Linked DNA regions of Homo sapiens: region 1 is linked to region 2. Evidence: chromatin contacts called from ENCODE Hi-C data. All regions are on one chromosome and are shown on one strand. The core of a region is the stretch at or near the end of the contact, and the rest is flanking DNA. Distances in the headings are between cores, read along the strand shown.

Region 1 (5,163 bases), core at 2,545-5,044, 1.5 Mb after region 2:
TGCAATAAGCCATGATTGTGCCACTGCACTCCAGTCAGGGAAACAGTGAGATGCTGTCTCAAAAAAATTTTGTATTATGTTTAACCTATTATTAATAAGGAAACCAGATGTATGTTACAATCCATTCAAAGGGGAATCCAGTAAACATCAGGAATTCTGGAATGAATTTGTAAATGGAAGTAAAATTGGATTTTGCACAGGAGGGACCCAGGGTTGTCCCTTCACTGAACAGAAGCATTTGTACATCCATAGACAAGAATCCTCTGCATTGCCATTGAGTCTCTACAACCTACAGAGTTGTAAAATAGCGCAAAGGAAATAAAAGGCTAGAAATCAGCTAATCCAGAAGGCTGTGTTCTAATCAATGTATAATTTTTCATTGGAAACATCCACTATTTTTTATTTTGTTTTGTTTTTTGTTATTGTTGTTTTTGAGTTTATCTTTTTCTTTAATGTATTTGTTTCCACTAATCTTTTTTGCATATTCCAAAATTGCTTAAGTCTCTCTGTGCCTCAGTGTCCTCATCTGTAAAATGGGGAAGTCATAAAAGTGCCTACCTCATGTCAAGGGGAGGAGTAAATGAGCTAAGGGATGCATTATTACACTGCAGTCCCTTAGTTGGGAGTGGGCTGTTCTACGTCCTCCTCGTCAAGGTGGATTCATTCTACAGGAGCAGATTGCAACAAGACACTGTGCACCTTACGGAGGACTGGCCTCTGGGCTAGTTTAACTTTTCAGTTTCAGTCTGAGGGGAACTATACCTTGGGCTCTGAGCTGCCTCACCGTAGCTCCAGTGTGCTGATTTAAGGGTCAGTTCTGGATGAAGGAAGGAGGGTATCATCTAAACACATCGAGGAATGGCACTGGGCAGGTCTGGCTTTGGGATGACAAATTTTAGAACCTAAGGCTGGGAGACCTCCCACGTCAGCGGGAGGTGGTTAGCTCTGGTGGAGCCATCCTAGAGAAGGCCAGAGGAGTGGCCGGAGGGAGATGAGAGTGTGTCCTAGAAGCCTGGGTGCCCGGAGAGAGTAAACACCCTGAAGCCACACGTCAACACACTCCCTGGACTGAATCCACTCCAACACTGGCAGTTCCCAATTCCTTTATTCTTTTCTGCAGTCAGTTGGTCAACAAGTGTTCATTGTATCTGCTCAGCCAACTCAGGGCTCCAGGAACTCTCTCCATCCCCACCCCAGGATGAAGTCCTGGATTTAAATCCCAAGCCCCAGTGTCCTAGAGAGACAGCACAGGTGCCCTGGACTGTGAGTCAGAGACCCCAGGCTCACCCTGCTCCCCAACTTGCTGTGAGGCCCTGCACGAGGTACTTGCTTGCGCCCTATCCTCCACAGGGAACCTGCCTCAGAGGGTTGTTGTCGGCTTTCAAGGACATAATCCACGTAAAGGGCTCATAGTAAACACCCAGTTGATGTATTTTTTAAAGTATTTTCACTGTTATGTTCAGGACTTAGGCTAGATTGCTAATGTCACTTCTACTTCCAAAATTCTTAGAACTGCTGCTTTTCTCCCCCCAGCCCCTTCTGGGGGCCCTAGGGAAGTTTCCGGAGCCCACAAGTGTCAGTGATTAACACTGGCCTTCCCCTCGCTCGCAGCAACGCCACCACGCCCTCCCTCCACGCGCCATCGCAGAGATGAGGAGTGGCCTCGACCTGCCTGTGACTCGTCTTGGGCCAGTAGGGGACGCCCTGGCCTCACCAGACGAGCGCAGCCATGGGCGACCGCCTCAGCCACTCCCAGATCTTGCCCTGTCGTTTACCTTAGATCAACCCTAAGAATATCCAAGATCGTGGTCATTATTTTTCAAAATTACTTCTGTGGAGGCTAGAACTTTCCGTGTTACAGAAAGATTATCATTCATCCATTCACTGAACAAGGCTAAACAAGCAGTGTTTGGCACTGTTCTAGGTGCAAGAAGCTGACTGACTTCTCCACTAGAGAAGAGACTATTTTTTTCTCAGATAATAGCTTGCTTATATTTATTGAGAAGTTACTAAGTGCCAGGTTCATTTCTAGGTGCTTACATGTATCCACTTTTGAGCCCCCAATAGTCCTGTGAGGTGAGCGTTGTTCTAGCTGAGGAGCCTGCCACCTCTGTGCGAAGAAGCACTTGCAAATGAGTGTAGCCTGCGGGCAGCTCAGGAGTGCTGAGCTTTCAGCTGTCTTTCAGCTGTCCAAAGAGGTGACAAGAAGGGAGGGAAGGCAGAAAAGAGACCAGCTCTAGGCAGAGTGGAACAAACTGGGACTCTCTCTCCACTCCTCATCTTTCCCTCCCTCTGGGTGTGGGTTCCTATCCCAAGCCCCTGTCCCCCTCCCACTCCCATGCAGAATCCTGTCTCCTTAATCCTGTCTTTGGATTCCAGGTCCAACTTGGCATTTCTTGGCTGTATCTCTGAAGGAAAGTCATCTTAATCTCTATGAGCCTCCATTTCCTCAGCTGTAAAATGGGAAGATCTTCCTCACACTGCTGTGGTGAGTTCAGTGTGACAATGTGAATATAAAAGCTTATACGTGAGAAAGCATGGCAGAAAAGCTAGGTTTCATTGTTCTTTTCCTCTCCTTCTCAAGCAGTACCCTGAGTAGAAATATTCGGTCGTGCAAAACACCCCTCCCTCCCTCCCCATCAAAATCCCAGTCTCTCACTAAGCTCAGCTAGCTGTGTGGAGGCAACCCATCTGGTAGCTAAATCACACGAACATGTTCAGGACAAATGGTTAGTATGTCACACGCCCTCCATTTGTGGAGGAAACTTAGGTGATGTTAAACAAAGAACAGACTCTAATGGTGGGATTTCTGGTATAGGGGCTTTGGGGAGATACAAAGGAATTGCCAGTACCCTCTAGGCTACACTCCATGGGCAGCCCCTGGCCCCACATGCCTGGAAGGCCATCCTTGTACAGAATCAGGTGGTGGCACTCAAGAAATGTGTGTGAACTTTAAGAGGTTCTCCCCTTCTCATCTAGGATTTCCTTCCTTGCTGAACCTCAAGAAGGGGGCCAGCATACCCCATATTGTAAGAGGGGAAACTGAGGCCAGGAAAGGCAAGCATAGTTATTGCAAGCGTAGTTATTCCCAGCCAGGCTGGAAGTCTGGGGCATGAGCACCTATTCCTGCCCTCCTCCTCCCCACACTTTCATGGGTTTAGTGGGTGGGGGAGGGGCTCCCTTATTCAGGATGATTAGGGGTCCCCAATTTAAAGTTTCCTGTCTGAAAGTCAAGGACAGGAAATTATATAGCCAGAGTTCTGCACAAATTACCCAACAGGTGTCTCGACTCCCCAAAGCGACAGATGCTGTTCATCTCTTGGCCTCTGTGTCATCATTCATCCTTGATTGTTCGGGGAAGCCCACTCCACCTCTGTGACAGACCCACAGATGCAGATTTACACAGGGAATCCTAGACAGACACAATGAAGAAACTCCCATCTGATCAGAGCCAAGTCCCAGTAATAACATCAATGAATCATTGACTTCAGTGAGTCACAATATTGAGCTGGAAGAGGCCTCCAAGACCTTTTTAGTCCAACCCTTTACCTGCTAGTTATTCACAAGTGAATAGAAACTGAGTGAGGTCCAAAGAGGGAAAATGACTTGACCAAGATCACAAAGCTTGGTAATGCCAAAGGTGAGACTGGAAGCCCCGAGCCCTGAGCCCCAGGCCCATGCACTTTCCACACACCCCTCTGCCTGCCACAAACTAGCTGGCACAGAGAGCAGGAGGGAGGGCATAGGCCCCTCATGACTTAGCCAAGGGCAGCTCAGTGTCTCCATGCAGGTGGACTCCGTGTGTCAGCTTCAGCCCTCCCTTGGGAAGGGAAGGGCCTGGGGCCGTCCTCACACCCCAGGCGCCAGGCCACGGAGCTATAGGAGGCAGCTTCCTGCTTGGCCCTTATCCAAGGCCATTTCACAATGGGGGGAAAAGCGCTGAGCTGAGAGTCCCGGGTTGCTGCTCACTCCACCCCCACTCCAGCCCCTTTCAGACCCCCCAGGGACAACGAGCCAGGCCCGGCCTGAGGCTTGGGGTGAAGAGAGCTGCAAGAATGGAGACAGGCTGAACAGCCCCTTTTGGGAGTGTTCTATGAGCTGTGTCCCTGGAACTGGACGAGGGCACCACCTTGCATATTACCAGCACTATCCCCCTTCCCTTGCCGTCCACCTGCAAGCATTCAGGCTGGGGAAGTCCCTTCTGGGACAGGAGTGGTCGCTTCCAGTCAGCCCCATAGCACTCTCATGATTAGTCAGAGGGGAACCTGGAGGCAAGAAGGCCCACAAGCTGGGAGACGGCAAGGCCTGGGTCACTTCCTGCAGTGAGGCAACGTGACTACCAGGCAGAGGAGCCCAAATGTCTCCTCCCAAGATGCTACAGGGTCTGGGGTGAACTGTGGCTCAGCTGACTGAAATTCAGGCAGGAACCAAGACAGAGACACTGAGACGGGACATTCAGCCAGGATTTATTATGCCCTTACACACAGGGTCGGCTCTGAGCTCAGCTCTGTAAGGGATCTCGTTTGAAGTAGGAGGCAGTGGTTAAGGACCCAAATCATCCTGTCTTCAAGTCTTGAAGAGGAGACAAAACAAACCTAGGTGAAATGTCAAACCACAAGACAAGGCAGTGTGAAATGAGGGCCCACACTCTCATGCTGGACAGTCCAGTATGGCCAGTGAAGCGGGGGTGGGGAGGGAGTCACTGCAGACAAAGCTTCGGGGAAGAGATGGAACCGAGAATGATGGGGAGAACTTGACTCTGCAGACAGGATGGGAAAGATCTTTCAGACAGGGAAAGGAAGACAAGGCAGAAATCAACCTGCATACGTGAGGACAGGACCCTGTTTGCACCAGGGGTGGTCAGCCACGAGGCTGGAAATGTGCCTGGCCACAGGGCACTTCCTCACTCTGAGCTCTTGCTACTTGAACACAGCCTTCCTTGGTATCCGTGGGAAGTTGCTGGCCTACTGAGGCAGGATACCACACGGAGAACTAGGCAGGGGCGTGGAGGTGTCAAGGAACTCAGCCCCTTGGTGGAGGAGCCCTCTGACAACAGGAAGCAGCTGCAACGGGCTCCAGGGCTGTACTGGTATCTGCAACTCTCCCCCTACCCTGGCTGCACCCTGCAGAACAAACTGTTCTTCAAGAAGTTCTGGGGACAGA
Region 2 (4,782 bases), core at 238-2,737:
AAAAACCAAAACCCCGAGAGAAACAAATTAACTTGAAGGTGTTTTCCAAGCCTAAAAGTAACCAAAGCCCCATAGGTTTGCTGAAGGAGACCGTCAAAACTCTAAACTGGTTTAGGTGAAATCCTCTCCAGGCATAGGTATCTCAGTGGAGGTCAGTTTCAGGCTGAGCTTTTTATGAAATCCGCCTAGAAAAGTAAGAGATGAAATGGAGCAAGGGAACTGGAACTTCCACAACTTTCTTTGCAGTGGAAGGTGACTCTCTTGACTTCTAGTATGGATTCCTTCCAGTCCCGTCCTCTTCCCCTTACAATACTCAATTTAATGTACTGAACTCCTCCTTCTGAATCTAGTGCAAAGTACAGTGGTGGACCCTCAGGGGATACCTGGATGGGGAGAGGCAGGGCGTGCATACAGGGCCAAGAATCCTTCGTTCCTGGGATTATAAGCACGGGAAGTCCAGCATCGCAAGCTTCCTGCCGCTACTGGGTATGGTGGTGCAAGGCACAGTCCCATCAGTGTCGATGTGAATGGAGTTGTGAAGTGCACAACTTGTCCAGCCCCTACGCCGAGGCCAGGCCTTTGTTCATGCAGTTGCCTAGTTCTGGTCCTTTGGCTACAAACTCAAAGCTGCCTGGCCAAGAGCCCTTTCACTCACTGTCCCTCTTTCTTCAACTTCTGTTATCCAAGACCCTCTATAGAATCATAGTGAGGGGGAGAGGAGTGCAGCTTCCCATACGGAAGGCGATATGTTTCCCTGACCCACGGATCTGGAAACTTCCGTGGGGCAGGGGCAACCGAGGGGTGCCACCTCTGCGGGCTCCCTGCAAGCTCCTCGGCCGTTCTGGGCAGGGCCGGGAGGGGCCACCAGGTGGCGCAGCCGGAGCCCAGCGCCCCAGCAGGTGCGGGCAGCGCGGAAAGTCCGCGAGTGGGAGTCCCGATGCCGGGCGTGGAGATGTGGGGGAGGAAGTCGGCGGGCGGGCGCCGGCTCCGCGAAGAGCTTCGGCCCTAGCAGATCTCACCGGACGAGCTCTGGCCTCGCGGCCGCCCCTCTACCACCCCTCAGCCCCAGCTCCCTCCCCGAAACCCCGGGCGCAGCGCGCCGGGCGTTCTGGACACGTCCGCCCGTCGCGCTGGTGTCCCGGGACTCCGGCCGACCCCGGCCCCCCTCCGCCCTCAACTTCCCTCGGGGTGTTGGGGCGACGGGCAGGGGCCTCTTTCCCAAGAAAGGACACAGGCGCTCCCGAGGGCCACGGCCGCCTCTACTCACCGCGGAGCCTCTCTCGCCTTGCCCAGGGTGCCCATGGCCGCGGCCCGCGCTCCCGGTGCCGGCTCACCTAGCGCGGCCGGGCGCGGCGCATCGCCCCCGCCACCACCGCCGCCGCCTGCCGGCTCTCTCCCCCCCGGGCCTCGTAGCCCCGGCGCCCGCCAGCCCTCGAGCCCGGCGAGCCCGACCGAGGTGCACCGCAGGCACAAACTTTGTGCGAGCGCGCCCCCTCTGCCTCGCGCGCGCGCTCACACCCGCCTGGCAACCACCTGACACGCTGATGCTGGCGGCTGCAGGAAACGTGCGGCGCCCCGCCGCTCTTCCCCGAAACCTGCCCCCTTTCCGCGGGTGCCCCGGCCTGCGCCTCGCGCGGTTCTCTCACCCCTGCCCGCCTTCGACCTCTCTTGGCCAAAGGGTTAAGTCTCAGGGGAGTTGGAGAGGAGCGGGCTCCCGGCTACCACGCCCGCGCCTTGCAGGGCACCTGTGCCCGTCGACCTCCACCTCAGCTCGGGAAACGGGCTGCGCCTAGCGGCTCCCATGGGACCCCCTTTCCCGCAGCCGACCCGCAGCTTCCACGCCTCTTCCTGCGGCCGCTGCTCGGAGCACTGCAGTGAGGACGCCTTCTCCCCTCCAGGGCCTCTCCTGTATATATCAGAGCGCGGAGTCCGGCAGGGGAAAGGAACGGAAAGACAGTTGTGAAGTTGCCTTAACCTGTGCCCTGGGGTCTCTAGGTAGCCGTCTGCAGGACTGGGCCGTAGACATGTGCCCTGTGCCCTGCGCCCTGCACCTTGGACGAGGGCTGCCTGTGTGGAGGTGCGCTCCACAGGCGTGATCCATATCTGGCCCAGACGCGGCCGCCTGGCGTCGGTGGGTGTAGGAGATGTGGGGACAACTTTCATACAACGTCAGTGCGCACAGAAGACCTGGCCAAGAGGGGCGGCCCATCCGCTGCTTGTCCAGGTGATAGTGCTGATAATCTCAATAGCTAATGATTGAGTGCGGTTGTGCTAAGTGCTTTCTATACATTACCTCATTTAATCCACTCTCCCTGATACAAAGAGATCACTGTTGTAAAGATGAGAAAATGAAGGTTTAGAGAATGCTATGCCTTAGATCATACAACTAATAAACAGCAGAGAGACCTCTGACTTGGACTGAGGTCTGTCTGACTCCCTGTAATCACTGCTGGACTGCCCTAATAACACACTCATTATCACGGCCACAGACCATAACTCTAGCCACAGTCATAGTTGTCTTCCTGGCCATAGTGTTCTGGACTTTAAAGCCTTCCTCTGTTTCATTTATATATTTCCTTATATTTATATGCTACCTTGTCCTTAAAACAGAATTCGAGATAGCTTACAAGAGCACATAACCTACAAAAAGAAGTGTGTGAAATGAAAAATGAGGCACACAAGATGGAGCCAAAAATGAACATCATTTGAAATAAATGCATCTCATAGAGTCAAATACCCTTGCTACAGGTGGGACCAAAATTTGTCTCCTGCATTTCTAGCAGTCAAGTTTAAAGAGAGGCCTTGTCTAAAGTTCAATTCCTATCACATGCAAGACCAAAAACAAAATTGCTCAAGAGAAGATCCCCCTTTCTTGATACTGAGACCAGCAAGAAATTTCTCCAGAGAATCCTCATGAACACTGGGTGATATAAAGAACCAAGTCCTCAGTCACAGCCACAGATGCAGAAGGGGCAGGTGAATGTCAGGAGAATATTAAATGATGACACTCTTTCTCACTCACTGGGTCTAAGGCTCAAACATTTTTAGAGTTATCTATTATACACCCTTCCTCATGTAAGCCCTACAACCTAAACAACCAAGTTGGCGGATGTCTGAGGATGGTAAAGATTTGTATCTATATATGAATCTATCTGACTATCTCCCAACAGTCCTAAGTTTGCAGTCTTAGACTTTGTTCACAGAGATCTTCTCTTATTACCAGGTGAACAATTACTTTTCACTGACCCCTCTACTACAGAATGAGCTCTTTACCCTACTTAAATCTATAATATTTACACTTTCAATTGCCACATAATATTCTGTGTCCCTGTCTTACCTCCACAGCTAAACTGTAAATTGTCCGAGGTCAAGAATCAGGTCTTATGCTTCTTTAGCTTCCACAGCTGCCAACTTGAGGCAGTACCTGTGGGACATTACTAATGAACTGCTGTGGATTTGATTTTGAAAAGCAAAATGTGCTGACCTCAAAGAAGAAAATAAGATCCTTCCTGATTATTTCCGGAGAAAGGGTTTCAGTTTTTCTTTGAAGTCCGCTGTCTATGGCAGGAGTGATAAGCTTACTGGCACTGTCCCCGGTGGCTTTCGTGGGATCCCCATCACAGGTTATCCGAGGCCTTCGGTATTTCTCTATTGCTTCACCCTTGAAAATAGAGCCCCTTCCATGCCATTCATTGCACTGAGTCTTTGGACAGCAAAATCTTTGTGTGTGGCAGGGGAATAATCCAGCCTTATACTGCATATGCATAGGTATGTATGCCAAATGGATGCCTTTATGTAAATGCATCATTATATTTATATGTAAATATACATATATGCATAATACTAAGTGCACATGTAGGCAGTTACACACATCTGCACACCTACAGTCCACATATATACAAATGGTTGAAACCAAGGTTATTAATTCATTCAATACATGAGTCTTGCTGAGTTTTCTAAAGAAAGAGGCCTACATATGCCCAGCGAGTGTTTTTCTCTTGGACTTTCTGAGTACTCTGCACTTCACTTGCATCTGATTCTGCTTCTGGGCCCCCTCGAGCTCTTTTTTGAGGTTTTCTGGCTACTCCTACCTGAGCAATAAGTCTTTTCCAAACATCTAAAAAATGAGAAGTTTGTCTATGTCTCTTTTAATCATCGGCCATGTGATTAGTCTGCCTGGTGTTATATGAGGCACCTCTGACCTCAAGAACAAACTTTTTTTTTTTTTCACAAAATACATCATTTAATATAACATTCTTATAAGGTAGCTAATGAGGATAATATTCGTGCTTTTAAAAAAATCATTATACTTTAAGTTCTGGGATACATGTGCAGAACGTGCAGGTTTGTAATATAGGTATACAAGTGCCACGGTGGTTTGCTGCACCCATCAACCCGTCATCTACATTAGGTATTTCTCCTAATGCTATCCCTCCCCTAGCTCCCACCCCCAGACAGGCCCCAGTGTGTGATGTTCCCCTCCCTGTATCCATGTGTTCTCATCGTTCAACTCCCACTTATGAGTGAGAACATGCGGTGTTTGGTTTTCCATTCCTGTGTTAGTTGGCTGAGAATGATGGTTTCCAGCTTCATCCATATCCCTGCAAAGGACATGAACTCATCCTTTTTTATGGCTGCATAGTATTCCGTGGTGTATATGTGCCACGTTTTCTTTATCCAGTCTATCATTGATGGGCATTCGGGTTGGTTCCAAGTCTTTACTATTGTGAACAGTGCTGCAGTAAACATACATGTGCATGTGTCTTTATAGTAGAATGATTT

Evidence for each region. Hi-C counts contacts between places; a loop is a spot of excess contacts on that map. Pooled maps may share reads with other maps.
Region 1: a pooled map shows a loop between it and region 2 (4-fold over the local background). The contact joins the enhancer-like site here to the promoter of RASGRP1 in region 2. A Hi-C loop is called at or near these places in 6 of 50 pooled maps.

The regions. Positions count from the first base shown.
Region 1 is chr15:40,043,582-40,048,744 of GRCh38, forward strand. SRP14-DT (SRP14 divergent transcript) reads left to right here. Exons shown (of 3, transcript NR_040060.1): 2 at 2,380-2,488. Among named protein-coding and RNA genes, the nearest start is that of SRP14-DT, 6.9 kb to the left of the region's middle. RefSeq lists enhancers at 3,793-3,922, 4,263-4,392. Within about 2 kb of position 3,795, at least 35 of the 41 ENCODE cell types and tissues checked have a DNase peak (open chromatin) inside an H3K27ac peak, as active enhancers do.
Region 2 is chr15:38,563,327-38,568,108 of GRCh38, forward strand. RASGRP1 (RAS guanyl releasing protein 1) reads right to left here and starts at 1,488. Exons shown (of 17, transcript NM_005739.4): 1 at 1,268-1,488. The coding sequence starts at 1,302. RefSeq lists silencers at 785-984, 995-1,214, 1,245-1,484, 1,645-1,694 and enhancers at 1,552-2,063, 1,905-2,094.